2 separate regions of the Homo sapiens genome follow, and region 2 is linked to region 1. Evidence: read pairs that join two places in POLR2A ChIA-PET (ENCODE). Cell type or tissue: PC-9. All regions are shown on one strand. Each heading gives the region's core, and the rest is flanking DNA. Links, peaks and the distances in the headings are about the cores only. Region 1 overlaps AKT3 (AKT serine/threonine kinase 3). Region 2 overlaps AKT3 (AKT serine/threonine kinase 3).

What was found. Peaks named below come from ENCODE experiments on the same cell type or tissue, not always from the same donor. Only the 100,000 strongest peaks of a DNase experiment are listed, where the experiment ranks them.
Region 2: POLR2A ChIA-PET joins it to region 1 with 17 read pairs; 2 of 35 experiments call an interaction of 5 or more read pairs at or near these places.

What each region holds. Positions count from the first base shown.
Region 1 is chr1:243,773,640-243,776,562 of GRCh38, forward strand. All of the region lies in intron 2 of AKT3 (AKT serine/threonine kinase 3), which reads right to left. Among named protein-coding and RNA genes, the nearest start is that of AKT3-IT1, 19 kb to the right of the region's middle. In PC-9, for the core only: no CTCF peak of the experiment used is centred there; no DNase peak of the experiment used is centred there.
Region 2 is chr1:243,717,914-243,720,836 of GRCh38, forward strand. All of the region lies in intron 2 of AKT3 (AKT serine/threonine kinase 3), which reads right to left. Among named protein-coding and RNA genes, the nearest start is that of AKT3-IT1, 75 kb to the right of the region's middle. In PC-9, for the core only: no CTCF peak of the experiment used is centred there; a DNase peak (open chromatin) is centred at 1,158; H3K27ac peaks cover 1,642 bases.

The DNA.
Region 1 (2,923 bases), core at 275-2,774:
GTTTTATAAAATGAGAATAAGAATGTCATACTCACAAGCTCATTGTGAGAATCAAATTATACTGTGTATGACCTAGCACAGACACCCAGACACTAGCATATAAGCATTTAACAATGTTAATTTCCTTCCCAACTGACAACAGGTTGTAAATTAAGGAGCAGACTCAAAAAGTTCTCTTCTCTATAAATATCTCCCCTAACAGACGTCAATGTTTGAATTTTACCATAAGAAAATTCTGTTTGGACTTTCAAGAGTCCCAATTAAATGTGAAACAATCCATCAATACTCTAGTGTGTTTATTCATCATTTTTAAGATAACTTAACAAAGCCTACAGGTCTTGGAGATCTCTTTTGAACAGAGTGAACAGAGAAGGATCTATGGATGGTGACCATTACATGAGGAGTGTGAAAGAGCAAGAAAAAAAAGGTCACAAAAGGGTCCTAGAGACAAACTTTTCCTACTTTGTAGTATTTCTTACTATTAGTCCCATCTAACAGAATAAGCTCTACATAAATTCATTGAAAATTCATAAATTCATTAGTAAACCAGTATATCAATTTAAGTTTATTTTTTACACTGTGAAATATAAACACCTGCCATAGTTCTACATACTACAAACTTTTCCCTTTTCCACATAGTTCCACATTTGCAGGCTCCACTCCTTTCACAAGAATTTTTCCTGTGTTTATACCATTGCTACAATACTGCTTTGTGTATAAAATCACAGCTTTGAGTTAATGTCTATAAAATTGATCTTGGGCACAGATCATTTTTCTTGTGAAAAGGTTTGTCACCTGATGGTTATTTTATGTTCATGTTAATCAGAGACTGTCTCTCTATAATTGTTTGTATTTTTTCTCTCAAGTTTGATTTCTGTGGTTCCAGAAGCATACCTGCCTTCTTATCACAAGTAAAATAGTATTTATTAAGAGTTGAAATTTTTGTTGTTTAAAAAAAAGAAAAGCCCCAAACCACAATTTAAGGATATCTTTTTAACCACTACAGCCAAAGAAAAGATCTACTTAGGATATACTATTTGCTCTATGCTTTCCCAAACTGTCAACTGCATGTATTTTGGTAACATCCTAGTACATACAGATGGCATGATAGCTCTGCCATATAAATTATTAATAAAATTCACATAAGGAAAAAACTCAAAACCATTACATTGTATTTACAGATTTCACCAAGACAATGTAATGTCCAAATTTCACATTGTATTCCAATTATTATTATTATTGAGACAGGGTCTTGCTCTGTCACCCAGGCTGGAATGCATTGGTGCAAATATGGCTTTCTGCAGCCTCGACCTCCCAGGCTCAATGGATCCTCCCACCTCAGCCACCTGAGTAGCTAGGACTACAGGTGTGTGCCACCACGCCTAGCTAATTTTTGTATTTTTTGTAAAGACGAGGTTTCGTCATGTTCCCCAGTATGGTCTCACACTTCTGAACTCAAGCAATCCTCCTGCCTCAAATTCCCAGAGTGTTGGCATTACAGGCGTGAGCTACCGCACCCGTCCTTGTTCCTATTATTTGTTTGTTTGTTTGTTTGTTTTGAGACAGAGTCTCACACTGTCTCCTGGGCTGGAATGCAATGGCTCAATCTCGGCTCACTGCAAGCTCTGCCTCCTGGGTTCACACCATGCTCCTGCCTCAGCCACCCAAGTAGCTGGGACTACAGGCACCTGCCACCACGCCCAGCTAATTTTTTGTATTTTTAGTAGAGATGGGGTTTTACCTTATTAGCCAGGATGGTCTCAATCTCCTGACCTTGTGATCTGCCCACCTCGGCCTCCCAAAGGGCTGGGATTACGGGCATGAGCCACTGCGCCCGGCCAGTTCTAACCCAAATTCTAAGTCACTCACCCACCGGCCATCTTATGAATCCTGTGTCTCCTCCCCACCTGTGGGATCCACCAAAGAGGACTCCATAAAGCAAATGTGGAGACAATGACTACCAAAAACGAAAGAATAGGAATTCTTAACAGCTCCAGAAAGGCTAACAAAATCAGTCCTGGACTCATTAACTTAGAGAAGAAAAAGTCTAAATCCAAAGGCTAGAGAACAGAAACTGATTATACTCTAATTTTAAAATACCAAAATATATTTAAGATCCATAATGTTTAATACAGAACTTTACAAAATCCAGCAAAATAAATTTAGTATTATTTATAGACATAAAAATGGTACTTCTGCTTTCCCAGGCTCACTGAAAAACCCGATCTATCAATTAAATCAGAGAAAAGAAAATAAAAAATAAAGATTTGAATAAAAACAAATTAAAGGACTGCATTTTAAAGGCCACATAGATATAAAGAACACTAAAGCATCTCTTTTCTTCTATTTACAGCATACTGAGGATTCATCCATAAACCTGAGGTTGACAACCATCTTCTTCTCTACTGATACAGTGAAGGAAGCATCTCTCCACAGCATGCCTACAACTGTCTCTTTCTTCCTACATTGCCCTTCTTAATGAATGTTATCACATACTTTCCATCAATGAAGAGCAAAATCACCAAATTAGTTCTAATTTTTCTCCACTAGCCCATATGCGAAATTTTAGGCCAAGTCAAAATGATGATGATGATGACAGGTTAAATAAGACATTTTTTATGTTAGAGGCACACTGCTGCATGCTTTCCATAAATTAATTAATCCTGCTTGTCTCCACTAAAGACTGTAACAAAATCCGTATGTTGAAACGCTAACCCCCTAGTGTGATATTTGAAATGAGGCCTTTGGGAAAAGATTAGAGTTAGATGAAGTTCAGGAGGGTGGGGCCCTCACCCTCATAAGAGTAGTGCCCTTATCAGAAGAGACCCAAAAGAGCTTGCTCACTCTCCATTATGTGAGGCACAGCAAGAAGCCAGAAAGAGAGCCCTCACCAGAACCCCATCATGCTGGCACCTTATCTCAA
Region 2 (2,923 bases), core at 121-2,620, 56 kb before region 1:
TCAAATTCCTTTTAACAGTACTTTTATTTTTAAAATAAATTATAAGTTAGAATCCAGTTATGCTGAATATGCAACATTTCTATGATTACACCCATTAAAGTATGCAAATAAGAGTAAGGTCAAAGAAGAGAGCTACATTCATTTTACATTGGATGCTATGCATAAGAAAACAGAGGACCTTTCCTTTTCAAGTAGAGTAGCAATTGCTCCTAAAACACCACCCAAGGCTCAGCTGAGGTGGTCTCTTACCATTTGTTTAGAAGGGAATCTGATCTGTAGCTGAAGCAATTATGAACAGGAGGTAAGAAAATCCCCATGTCTTATAACCATTTCCAACATACACACAACTGGGGACATGGATGTCCACAAGCCAACGATTGTATGCATTCTCTGTATCGTTACTTACATAGGAGATGAAAATTGGAAACATCAAGTGAGTCATGTAGTGTATTTTTAATTTATAATTATTAAATCTTCACTTTAAAGTTTTTTTTAAAAAAAAGCTATCTAAAGCCACAAACATTTTACCTATCTACTGTTTTGTTTTGTTTTTTTTCAGACAGTCTCTCTCTGTCGCCAAGGCTGGAGTGCAGTGGCATGATCTTGGCTCACTGCGATCTCTGCCTCCTGGATTCAAGTGATTCTCCTGCCTCAGCCTCCCGAGGCTGCTACCCTTACAGCTGGGATTACAGGCCCTCACCACCACGCCTGGATAATTTTCTTTTTTGTATTTTTTTTTTCAGTAGAGACGGGGTTTCACCGTGTTAGCCAGGATGGTCTCGATCTCCTGACCTCGTGATCTGCCCGCCTCGGCCTCCCAAAGTGCTGGGATTACAGGCATGAGCCACCGCACCCAGCCTCAGCTTCAATTATGAAGAGTAAATGCTAGCAAAATGAATTGATGAATTTTTTCTTTTTAAATATTCTATCCAATATTTTGCATGTCCAAAACACAAGGTAAATTTCACCTATATTTAGGTGTTGTAGAAGTCCAACAAACTGGATTTCATATATGCACAAAACAAGCCATAATCCAATTATTTTCATGGGATAAGTCATTCCCTAAGGGGATAATTCCCTTAGGGATAATTCCCCTAAGGGAATGACTCATTAGGGAAATTATTCAAGTAATGAATCTAACTCCCAGCAAACAAGATATATAAGGTATGCAGTTCTATTCATTTAAACATTCCACCTTTTTCTGAGTATCACATATGTCAAGACAGTCATTGCAAAAACATTTGCAAGCTGCATGTGGAATGTGGCAAAATTCCTTTTTAAAAAAACCGATAGTGTTTAAATCCTATCCCAACTCTCAGAGACTTTTCTTATTTCATAATGCCCCCCTACTCCTACAACTCCCAAAATTACTCTAATTTATTCACATAACTCTCTGCTAACTTTAAGTTTTTTGTATCAATTCCCTAACAAAACATTCCAAATTGTTCTATCTTTTATTCATCTCATCGAGTTCCACACCAAGTCTTCCTCCAACTGGAGTCACACCCCAATTTCTCACTCCTCAGTTCAACTTTAGTTTTCCTGACTACCAATTCCAATTGCTAAGAAATGAGAAGTATATTTTGAGTAAACTAAATTACATACTCAAATCACTGTTGAGTGTATCAGTGAAGGTAATGCTGGCTGCTGAGAGAGGTAAATCATGACAACTTAGTGCTTTACTACAATGAAAGTTTTGTTTCTGGCTCATGTAAGGTCAAAACAATGTTTCCTTTCAATGGCAGTGACTGAAGGACCTAGAATCCTCCCTTTTAGAGGCTCTTCCATCTCCTTGGTTTCATGACTGCCATCAGAAGGGAAGAGAGAAAGAACACTGAACACAGATGTTCATGACCCAAGCCTAGAGGAGGCATGCGTTAATTCTGCTCACATGTGAGTGGCCAGAACTCAGTCGTATGGCCACACCTAACTCCAAGACAGCTGCAAAAAACAGTCTAGATTGGTGCTAGGGCAGAGTAGGTGTATTACGCGCAAACGGATTTGGCCAATCTCTGCTACACTGAACATCTCTTGTATGTTCTTAAATACTTACTTAATAACCTTGGTGTTAAGAGAGAGACATAAGAAATGAAAGCAACTGTATATCTAAAAATGGTGGCCGGGCGCGGTGCCTCACACCTGTAATCCCAGCACTCTGGAAGGCTGTGGTGGGCAGATCACCTGAGATCAGGAGGTCAAGACCAGCCTGACCCCATCTCTACTAAAAATACAAAATTGCCCGGAGAATGGTGGCACATGCCTGTAATCCCAGCAACTCGGGAGGCTGAGGCAGGAGAATCACTTGAACCCAGGAGGTGAGGGTGCAGTGAGCCAAGACCGTGCCATTGCACTCCAGCCTGGGCAACAAGAACAAAACTCAAACTCAAAAAAAATTAAAAATAAAATAAAAATAAAAATGGTTAAAAATGGTTAAAATGGTAAATTTCATGTTACATATATTTTTGCCAAAATAAAAAGGATCTTAAAATCTTTTTGATGAGACCAAAAGACATAGTAAAAAAAAAAAAAAAAAAAAAAGTTCTAAATCAAACATGAGCAAATGTCAAAATATAATTAAAAGCTAAGTATAATATAATCTTCATGTGTTTTATCAATACTACATAGAGTTCTATGATTTTTATCATAAATAGGATCTCAGCCTGACTTGGCCTGTCTGCTCTGGTCTAAAAGATGTGAGGAGAAAAAAAGAGACTTGTTAATATCATAATATTATCTTAAACCAGTAATTCGAATAAAGAGATCTCCTCAAATATTAGTATCTTAAAATTATAAAGTAGATAAATATTAAGGGTTAATACAATTTGGAGCCAATCAAAATGCAATAATCTCTTGTCCTTTTCCTTTTATTTTTTACGTATTCCCAGATGGTCCAACTATTCCGAAAAGCTCACGGTATATACTC